Linked DNA regions of Homo sapiens: region 2 is linked to region 1. Evidence: chromatin contacts called from ENCODE Hi-C or POLR2A ChIA-PET data. All regions are on one chromosome and are shown on one strand. The core of a region is the stretch at or near the end of the contact, and the rest is flanking DNA. Distances in the headings are between cores, read along the strand shown. Region 1 overlaps LINC01478 (long intergenic non-protein coding RNA 1478). Region 2 has its middle 41 kb from the start of SETBP1-DT.

The links. A loop is a pair of places that touch in the nucleus more often than their neighbours do. ChIA-PET counts read pairs that join two places held with the same protein, here RNA polymerase II (POLR2A). Pooled maps may share reads with other maps.
Region 2: a loop to region 1 is called in a pooled map, with 2.2 times the contacts of the local background. The contact joins two enhancer-like sites. A Hi-C loop is called at or near these places in 1 of 50 pooled maps. POLR2A ChIA-PET finds 5 or more read pairs at or near these places in 2 of 52 experiments (T-cell and activated T-cell).

The regions. Positions count from the first base shown.
Region 1 is chr18:44,506,510-44,511,944 of GRCh38, reverse strand. All of the region lies in intron 2 of LINC01478 (long intergenic non-protein coding RNA 1478), which reads left to right. Among named protein-coding and RNA genes, the nearest start is that of LINC01478, 22 kb to the left of the region's middle. Within about 2 kb of position 4,049, at least 9 of the 41 ENCODE cell types and tissues checked have a DNase peak (open chromatin) inside an H3K27ac peak, as active enhancers do.
Region 2 is chr18:44,636,186-44,641,661 of GRCh38, reverse strand. No RefSeq gene overlaps it. Among named protein-coding and RNA genes, the nearest start is that of SETBP1-DT, 41 kb to the left of the region's middle. Within about 2 kb of position 4,006, at least 3 of the 41 ENCODE cell types and tissues checked have a DNase peak (open chromatin) inside an H3K27ac peak, as active enhancers do.

The sequences.
Region 1 (5,435 bases), core at 2,800-5,299:
TTTATCACTAGCCCCCTGGCCATGCTCCCCATTCCGAGCCTCTAAGTCCAGTTGGATAAACTTATAGGAAAAAGTGAACATTGACCCCAATCTCACACCACACACAAAAATTAATTAGAGCTGGATCATAGATTGAGACATAAAACTTTTTAAAATTAAAAATAAAACATATTTTGAAAACCAAACATTTAAAAAAATCAAACACATTTAAAAAACATATTTAATAAGCAAACATCTTTATGACCTTGAAGTAGACAAGAACTTTTTAGCAATGACACCAAGCAAACAAAACATAAAATAAAAAAATGATCAATTGAACTTCACCAAAATGAAGATCTTACACTCCCAAGGAATAATGATGGTTCATTTCAGAGAGAATGTAAAGGCAGAGAGTTGATTCCTTTGATACTGTGTTATAAACTGAAAGAGACTAGTTCTACTCAAGTTGCTCAGTTTTCCATAATTATTGGAAATGAGAATTGAGGTTTGGGTTAATTTCAATTATAAAGGAATAAAGTTCTAGTTTTACAAACTTTTACTTAGATTTCAAATCCATTATATGAGTTGGAAATAAGCATATTAAGGGGAATATTGTTCAAGGAATGCTGCTTTTGCGCTCAAGATGTGTAGTTGTTGTATATTGCTAGAGAAACACCTATTCCTCTGTAGCTGTTTTCTTGTCCAGTATTCTGGATTTATTGGCCAGTTTACCTAAATACTTGTTCCTTCTATGTTGATATGAAATGAGTCCCACTTCTACCATTTATCTGGTAATAGATGTGTGCTAAAATGGTCCAAGAAATCCATTTTTATGGCTAAAATTTTCGTATGACAGTCCATAATCAATCAGTTAGTTGCAGTAGCATCATTTTCATAAGTTCTTTTTCAGCTATTCATGTTTTTGCAGCAATGTAATAATTTAAATTTAAGCCTTTCCCATGGAGCTCAACTGAAGACTGTGATTATAAGAACTGTTTTAAAGAAAGTTTCTCTCGGTCGGTCATATCCCTGGGATCTGTGGAAAAATTGCTTAAACTTTTAAAAACATTTTTTCCTTACAGTGTGGTGGTGTTTTTTTGTTTGTTTGTTTGTTTGTTTGTTTGTTTTTGCCCTGGGCTGACACTTTCACAGGGTTTTGGGGAGATTAAAATAAAATATAACTGTCAAGTTATTTTTTAAAAGTCTGAATCATATCACTAATATCAACTGTTTGTTACATTTTGCTGTGGTTGATGTTTCTCCGCCCATTCTGCCTGACCCTGGTCCTGGGACCTGATTCTTTTAGGCTTGACTTCTTCCCTACATACCTCCTCCTACTAGTTGACAGGGATTGACTAATTGTTAACTCTTATTACCATTATGCTTTCCAGAACTGGAAAGAACTCGTTCCATAGTCATCGTTTCCCATTGTTTGGTCGTCTGTGTGGGAGATCTTTTTTTTTTTTTTTCTCTCACACGAATCTGAAGTGTTTTATTTTAGGGACATAAAGCTTCCTCTGAGTCTTTGCTTTTGGTTACGTCCTTTCAGATTATTTTTCAGATCCAAACTGCTTTGTGATGGGTGTAATTACCATTTCCTTAAAGACTAAATATCACACTGATTTGTAGGACAATAAATTGAGACAATTATGTGAACTGCTTATCTTTATTTTATGTGATGTAGGCACAGCTGATGTGTCCTCCAGTCTTGGGATGTAAGCAGTGAATTAGGTTTCAGAAGAGTTCAATGATTTTGCTATTTCAGGTGGCAAAACAAAACATACCATCCATTTCTGAGGGAATGGACAGCCCTTTTACATTTCCGCTTTATCCCACACTGTTCTTCCTTTTTCTCCAGGTATCAATGTGATTTCAATAGTGTGGTGCATATTGAGACACTACCAGCCTTGGGAAGACCAGGCAATCCACGTCCAGTGTGCTCTCTGATTAATTCTCTCATTTGATATACACAATCTTCTGTAGAGTTGTCAATACAGACATTATTCTTCCAAATTTCAGGTGATAAAACTGAGGCTCCAAAGAATAATCTATTAAACGGTAATGAATGAGGAAAATAAACACGCTGGGTATTTGATTCCCGGTCTAGGACCAGTTTCTCCATAATCAACAGATTCCAGTCAAACAGCAAAACAGCAAACAGCAAATATAAGTAAATTAAAAAAAAAACACGAAAATGGTAACACCTTAATTTGAATGCAAAGGCAAACAACAACATTTACAACAATGAAATTAAGACTCTTAAAGCTTTTCCAGTAAATTGCCTGATTATATTTGATAACTTCTTTCATATAAGTACATTTTATTTTTACCCTCTACTTAAGTGTCTTTCTAGCTTAATCTTACAAATAGCATATTCAGTTCATACATACATAGCTAGAAACACTTCTTGTGATTTTCTCCCTCCTTGCTCACGTTTTTTTCTGTCTCTCCCTTTTTTTATGATTATGGCAACATTGACAGCTGTGTTCATTGCGATCTATGGCTGCCTATACCTTTAAGTACCTAGCTTGGAAATCATTTTGTCCCTCTAGATTTGAAAAATTACACCCCATCTTCCAATTCAAGATACACTGAGACAGAGCTGTGCTGTCTGCAAGAATATTAGTTCTGAGAATAGGACTGCTGTTTGCACCACACACTCTGCTCTCTTGCCAGCAATAATCAAAGCGAACTTGTATTTCTTTAATGACAAAGCCTCCCGGTGTGTTAATTTGGTTCTCAGTGACACTACATCTTGTCAGAGGAGTGAGAGAAATGGGAAAACATACACTAATATCACTGTCAGCCAAGTGGCACATTTTTCTATGTAATCCATCTCTGGAAAGCAAGGGTCTTTGGCTCCCACCTCTTGGTGAATCTCTAGGATCTGTGAGTGCTGCAGACTCAAACTTCTCATTATGTCCAAGGGTAGGACTTGTCCCCTGTGACTGCTCACTCTGGCCCAAAGAAAATTCTGTTTCTTTGCCATGAGAAATGATGATTTAGGGGCATCATCTCTCTACTGTCCCCTAAATGTGTTTTATCCCATGGTACAGAAGAAAGAGGGGGTATATCATCAGATGGACTTCGCTGTAACTGACTCTCTGATGGTGGGACAATTATCCAAGTGTCAGTACCCTCGTTTGTAAGATGATGACATTGACGCTTAACTCTTAGACCATGGTAAGGATTAAGAATAATACCTGAATTGCTTTGTGGCCACAACATTTATCTACTTCTGTTCTCAGAACTGAGGTTGAGTTGTGAAGCAACAAAATAACAACTTAGCTCAGAGGCTATCTTGAGATATAGTTCTAGGTATTTCAAATGTGGCTAAAATGGGGAGCTGAGGCCAAGAGTGTCATCCCACACAGTTCCTGGAATATCTGTCCGCTCATATCAAATATTTCAAAACTGGGGACTCATTGAGCCCAACCTGTAAACTTTTAAAGTTCCAATGATCATTCTTTGGCCAGTATAGTCACTTGTGTTGTCAATTAATTTTAAGCACCACCTTTCTTCTGGGTTTTGTAGACAACTTTCTTCTACCTCCTATTCTTGGGCAATTCCTTACTCTTCAAGCTTGCATTTTAGCATTGGGTTTCTTTCTCAGATGTTAATGCTTACACTAATGGTTGTTGGTTCTAGAAATCATTATTATTCCTTTGAATTAGCAAATGTTTTCCAAATAGCTTGCTAAAGAGGAACTGGCACTTTCTTTTCCTCTTTCCTTTCTCGTCAAGAATGCTCTGGGTTCACAGCAACCACTGGAGCCTGTCAGCATGCCCATCAGACTGCAAACCAGCCCAGCTGAGGGGAGCACTTGCGGGAAGTTCTCAGGGTCTGCCTGTTTGGTTTGCCTCTTCCTGTTTGCCTTGTAGCTTTAAATAATGCGGTTGCTTCACAACCACTTGTTTTTTGAGTAGGGAACAGGGCATATTTTTCTAGCAGATAAAATGACTTCCCACCATTCACTCTTTGTTATTTCCCCTTTCTGAAGGGCAGTCTGATGAATGCAGGGCAATGTGTAATACATGTTTTCCTGTTTTCTGCTCTTTCTCCATTGGGCTTGTCAGTCAGTCGTGGGCTTGGTTCTGAGGAGGATGTGGCATTCATGAGAAAGAAGTCAAAGAGCGTTTGTGTGATTAACCTTCTCAGAGAGCACATATTCTGACTCCGTGTGAAGATCAGGTTCCAGGGACAGTTAACAATACCCATGATGCTCAATATACAAACCATGAGATGAGAAGTCAGTCATTAATAAAAGGGAGTCATAGAAACTCAGTATTACATCACTATTTCCTGAGATATCATATCAGACAACCTCTGTAGTAACCCACTGGTGAATTGTGATATGATATTGTTGATGAGACACTAATCAAGTGCTTAAATTTACTATGGAGAAAAATAGAGAAAATAATGTGTTTAGGGTCTAGGCCATTTTGGCAAAAGTTCTTTGACCATTCATCATTTCTGATCTTACATCCCACAACGAAAATTTCCCTCTGTATCATTGCCCCCATCTTCTTTGCTGAAGGCTCAGTATCTAGCCAGCTTTCTATCTCAGTTAAGCTTTACCCTTCTATTAGCAAATTTTGGAGCCCCTTTCTGCCTCTAGAGGTTGGTTAATATCTACTAGTTCCAGGGGAGAAGATTGATGTTGCCCACCTGTCTCATTCCAGTGGTATTGAGTGGAAGTAGTTGTCTGAGTAGCAACTAGGAATATAAATTGTTTTTCAGCACTGCATTCATAATGCCAGTTTTTCAAATTAAATTTTTATAAAAAAAATCAATGTAGCTTTAATTTATATTTCCTAAATACATTAAAAATAAGGTATGGGTAGGTAATGGATTCAGGCCATGGGTAGTTCTGGTTTGTGAAATCATTCAGGGTCATACTGAATAAGAAAATTTTGTTTATGTGGTGGGATCTTAGAAGGTCTCCTAATTCAATATGTCAACAGCCTACCTAGTTTGCAATCATAGTTACCACTTAGTTTATTCTAAAACCTCTTTTGATAAGAAAGCCTTTCTCACTGGATATGCAAATATCTTATTATAAATGAACATTTATTTTAGGACACAGGAATAGGACTAGATACAAAGTTGAGTAGTGAGGAAAATGACTAAGGGAAGGGTATTGAGTGTAAAGATGAGGTATATTGGGTGTACAGTTTTTGCTTAATACATATTTTTTTTCCAAAAACTGTCCCCTTGACATATCTTGGCAAGATAAATGCAATGTGGTAATCAAATCAGGTGCTGGGCTCCGAGGCCCCAGATGGAGGGTCATGAGTCAGTCATCATTCCTTGGTCACTCCTGATGGCAACAAGCAATGAAAACCCATCTTCAAACCTCTACAGAGGCACCAGCTGTTCCCTTTACCCCTTCTAGTGTGAAGGAGCCACATCAGCCAAGTATGATAATCTCCTCCTGCTGCTCTGTCATTCTCTTC
Region 2 (5,476 bases), core at 2,757-5,256, 130 kb before region 1:
AACATAGTTTTATTAGGTGAAACAAACTTCCAAAACAGTGACATCTTAAAATCTTAATGACTTAATTCAATAGAAGTCCATTTCATCTCACCAGTGTTCAGTAGCCTGTCTTCCACCTCATGTTTTCAGGATCCAAACTCCTTTCATCTTGTAGTTTTTGCCACTCTTTGTGTTTTAAAATCCTTCTCTTCTGTATGTTCAATGGGGAGAAGAGATATGAAATGGGCCAGTCCAGGCTGTGGTGCACATATTCTCTTCCAGTGGCCAGAACTCAGAACATGACGCTATGTAATTCCAAAGATGGCTGGACAGTACAGTCTCCCTATGTACACAAAAAGAAACCGAAATTGTAATAGTGAGCATGCAGCAGTCTCTGAATGGGTTTGCACTTGGGGCATCAAATAACCATGCACTCCTCCATAGAACACTTGTCCCCATTCCCATTCCCATTCCATGGAAGACAAATCTAAAGATACATCTATTCAGTGCATCCAGGCCAGTGTTCAGGATTTCCAGGTGATGCAAGTTCTCTTCATGAGGACTCCATTCGACTCCTTCTGGTCTGGTGACCGACAAACTCAAGGATAAGTTTTCTGTCCTCCCACCTCTGTCCCCCACACTTCTCTGCCCCACATCTCACTCCCCCGCTATACTTTACAAAGCAGGGACAGGATAACAGCTATAAAAACTCCCATCTACAAAGTTCTCCCGCAGTTGTGGAATCCCTCTCGGCAGTCCTTATGAAGAATCCTTGTACCAGGAATTGGGAAGTTCTGAATGAGACCCTGAATATGCCTCTGGAAGAAATTCCTGTGTGTGCTGTTTTTGGTGGCTCCTCTTTGAACATTTTCTCTACGGCCACAGCTAAAGCAGGTGTGAGATAATTTGCCTTACTAGAAGACTACTCAGCATTTGTTGCTTCTTTTCTACTGGTGCACATTTGGTGGGTCAAAGGTTGTACTAACTCTTAAGTAGTCACAGTTTTCTTTCCAGCAAAAATGTGACGAGCTTTGCTATCAGTAATTTCCATGTGCTAGAAGCCACTCTCTAATCTCTTTTTTTAGTGATGATTTTCAAACCTGAGTTATTTCTACTCCCCTAACCCCTATATAACTTCCTCTCTAAATGGACTAAATGGACAGTAAGCTTGAGAGTAGGGTGGGAGGGAGGATCTAACACCTTCAATCTGATATTTAGCGGTTGTCTGAGTTACTTTGAGTTACAAATAAAAAGACTTATTGGTCCTTTTAAATCAGTAAGTATTTCTCTATACATAAAGCACAACAGACCAGAACAACACAAACAAACAAAAAAGAGATATTGGCAAAGTTTAAAACCAGGGTGTTCTCCAGTAGATGAAGTAACCACTTTCAAAGAAACATGCATTAATGTTGCTCCAAATCTTCTTTCTTACCTGCAGTGGGAAGGGCGAAGCCTACCTTGTTTCAGGTAAAAGCCATATGAAATAGTTGAAGTTACTGAAAGCAGGAATTCAGGACTTACTGAATAATTTTAGAAGTCATTCATTCTTATTCATTATCACATTGCAGCATTTTGCAAGCCTGTAAGTAGAAGGAAGCACTCATTGTAGGAAAGAGTGAATGAACAAATCCTTATTGAAAGCACCTGGAAAATTCAATGCTTATGTTAGTAATTCACAAATAGGAGTCTACTGTGTCTTAATCTGGCCTCCGTGCAGCGAAAATGCTTTCCCTGCTAAATTCTCTAAATTTCTCCATTAGTCATTTGTTTGCATTTAGGCAGACAATAGGCTTTTGGAAGGTAAAATCTGGACATATTGTCATCTAAAAATGGATTATTAAAGAGAAAGGACTCTACTAGATGAGCTCTTAATCACAGACACTTTCTTTGGAAGTGAATGTGATCAAGTTTATACATTGCATATGACCAGCTGACAACTCCATTGAGCCCCTGGTCAGGAGCCTGGGGAAGCTTGGGTGGTAGGGCATGGGCTCAGAAGGCGTAGGCAGTGGTGATGGAGAATTTGACTTTTCTCTGGAAACGGTCCTAGAGACAAGTTTCTGAGTTTTGGAAGACAACACAATGCAACAGAAGGAACACTAATTTTGAAGCTGGTAGGTTTTGTTTGCAGAACTTATCTGCTGTTTATGAGAGATATAAAACCCTGAGCAAGTTACCTACCTCCCTTTAGCTCATTTTCCTCATCGATAAAATGTGGGATAATGAGGACACATTCTCCACAGCATTATTAGAAGGATCAAATGGACTAATGAATGGGAAAGTGCTTTTCAAATGGCAAAGCAGTTGCAAATGTAAGCTGTTATGATAATTGGCCCTCAAGAAATGCTCTTTGATAGTAACAGTCAGTGTCTAATCCCATTCTTCTTCCATGAAGGACTCCACGGGAACAGGGCTTTCTGTTGGCATCTTCTCTACCCGTCTTAGAAGATTACTGGAAAAGTGGATGCAGGACTCACCTCACCCTGGCACTGTTTCTCTGGGCAGTATTTTACCAGGTTAGAATTTTTTTCTGACACAGAAAATGGTATCAGTGTGGCTAAGTGGAAAACACACAGCACTGAATTTCAACACATGCTTTCATTACTTCATTATTTTGTTCACTCATTCACTTACTCATGCAGCAGGTATTATTCAGAGCCTATGACATATCAGACACTGTGCTAACCTGCTGTACTTGTGAAGTTGAATATTTCAATCTCCTTGCTCATTTTAATGGGAACTGAGTCACTTAACTTGTTTGTTTGTTTGTTTGTTTTTGAGAATCTCATTCTGTTGTCCAGGCTGGAGTGCAATGGCACAATCTCGGCTCACTGCAACCTCTACCACCTGGGTCAAGAGATTCTCCTGCCTCAGCCTCCCGAGTAGCTGGGACTACAGGTGTGTGCCACCACACCTGGTTAATTTTTGTATTTTTAGTAGAGATGGGGTTTCACTATGTTGGCCAGTCTGGTCTCAAACACCTGACCTTGTGATCCACCCCCCCCCACCCCCCTGCTTGGCCTCCCAAAGTGCTGAGATTCAGGTGCGAGTCACCACACCTGGCCCACTTAACTTCTTATTGCATCAGTTGACTCAACTGTCCATAGTGACCATCCCTGTCTGGTCTTTCTTGTACAGTTTTTATGAGAGAAGGGCTTGAAGAGTGCCTTGTAGAAATAAAAGGGCTGGACAATTATGAGGCGCAATGCATTTATTGGCATTTTTTGAACACCTATTGGCATATGAAGTGGCTACTGTGCTCACATAGGATGACCACTAGGGAAAGCTGACCGTAAAGCAAGAGGAAAACTGGTTCTGGCTTAATGGCATTTTGTGGAATGCCAATCACTGAAGCAAAGATTCTTTCATGATTGTGTATGAAGTGAAGTGAAGCCATAAAGAAAGATGAAAAAGTGAATCAAGAAGAACAGGAGGAGTAGGTGTGGGAAAAATAGGTGTCACGGCTGGTCAGAGTTTTTACATGCTACCTCGCAGGAGTGGGCAGGCAGGGCAGGGCATGTCCAAGGAATACTCTGGGAACCTTGATATGAGATAGTAACACAGAATTAGTTTTGGTAATAATGTTAGTTAGCATTTATAACACACTTGTTTTCAAAGTACTTTACAATGGTGAATTGGGTAATTATATCCCTGTGAATTAGGTCAGCATTGTTATTTCTCTTTCACTCTATTAATCCCTTCTCCTCAGCTAGCTGAGGCTCTTAGTCACAAAGTTAAACATTCAGCCATCAGTTACATGTGTCCCCGTGAAACAATGTGTTGGCCTTAAAGGGCAGACATAGGAATGGTTAAATGTTACCCTAGCGTTTTCTCCTTAATGCTAAACAGAATTTTTTTTTTAAATCAGATCTTAGCTTGTAGAGAAGCTGGTTATAATACTTTCAAAGTCACTGTCATTCCTCCCCTCTGCTTCTCGTAAGAGGTATGCCAATTATTCTCAAACTACATGAACTGTGAGAAAAACCCTCGGATGTGTGACTCAGAGAGGTGTGTTCTGGTGTGGCTTCTGCCACTTCCAGCTTACTGGGTGAGATCATTTCAACAAGCCATCTGAGATTTCTAAGTTTCTGAGTTCACCTTTGTAAAACGTGAAGAATAATACTTGGCCTGCTTTCCTGTTTGGTGGTTTTTGAAAGTGACACAAAAATAATAATTTAGGAAATAATGTATGGCTGAATTTAGTAAGATATGCTAGACTTATTGGTTGCCAAGGTTTACATGACATGAATGAAAAGATGTCAAGTGCACAGTGCCATCACCTTTGCTCTTTTGCTTATGGTGATCACAGCATTCTTCCCCTCACCTCCCCACCCCAACCTGAGCTAGGTCTTAGCATTGGGCCCCTCAACACAGCTCTCTCAGCCACTACTGACTGATTGGAGTTGTTGCAGACAAGGAAAACTTTTGGTAAGCCCAAATCTAAGTGTCTTCTGCTGCTCATATTTATTTTATGTTATCTTGAATAGGTTATATGTATACACCGAGCAAAATATTTTCTAGAAAGTGAACAGTCTCCCCCTTAGTCCTCTTACCTTCTGCTATTTCTAAAGTGAAAATCTTCTCTGGTTTATTTACATGCTCTGATAAATATTCTCTCAGGAAGAAGAATTAACGGACATCTTAACGTCAGATGGATTAGGAGGTATGAAATTATGAAAAAAGAAAATTGATTTCATTGTAATTCTTGGCAATACGTTGGCTGAAAATCTAATCTTTTTACTTCTATCCCATGCCAGGTGAACTTTTTATAAACAGAAAATGCTCTTGAGTCTAGTTGAATTGAATGTAGGTGCTCATGTGACTTAACCGTGTTCCAAATATTAGCTCCTGTTTTAAGCCTCTGGATGCCTTTCCATTTTGAACTGAACAATGAAGATTCATTGAAATACTATCATCATCACCACACCTGGGATGACTGAATAAATTTTTTTTTGCCCCCCCACAGTGTCTCTCTTTTTCAGTGTTTCTCAGGGTGAGTGGCCAAGAAAAATTCCCACTTTCAATGGGAGTGCCTGGGTAAGGTTTAGGCAGATGAAACAAAGTCAGTGGAAACTATAGGATACAGTATCCATTTTCTAATTCATGGTTTAAGGGTCTTTCACATAAAAGTGCTAGATCATTTTGTTGGAGTGTCCTTAGCAAATTTGATATTACTACTTTCATCTTTGGTGTCTTCTGCATTGTAAAGGGGAAGTGAGAGACTCCTTTTTTCAGAATCTTCTTCTCTATATGGTGTCAGGTTTGAGTCTGTCAGTGAGAGGCATTTGCCTGTCATCTGGAAATAGGAAAAAGGAAGAGAAGTCACTATTCTTTGGAGGTCACTGCAGCCAGATTCATGAACAGAAGAGTGGCTCACAGTAACTTCTTGGTGAGTCCTAGAGAATCACTTGGTTCACTGCTGACAACAAAGAGATACAAACTTCTCAGGAATTTTTAAGAATAGAAACAGTGTTCCAGAGAGCTCTCCAAACTT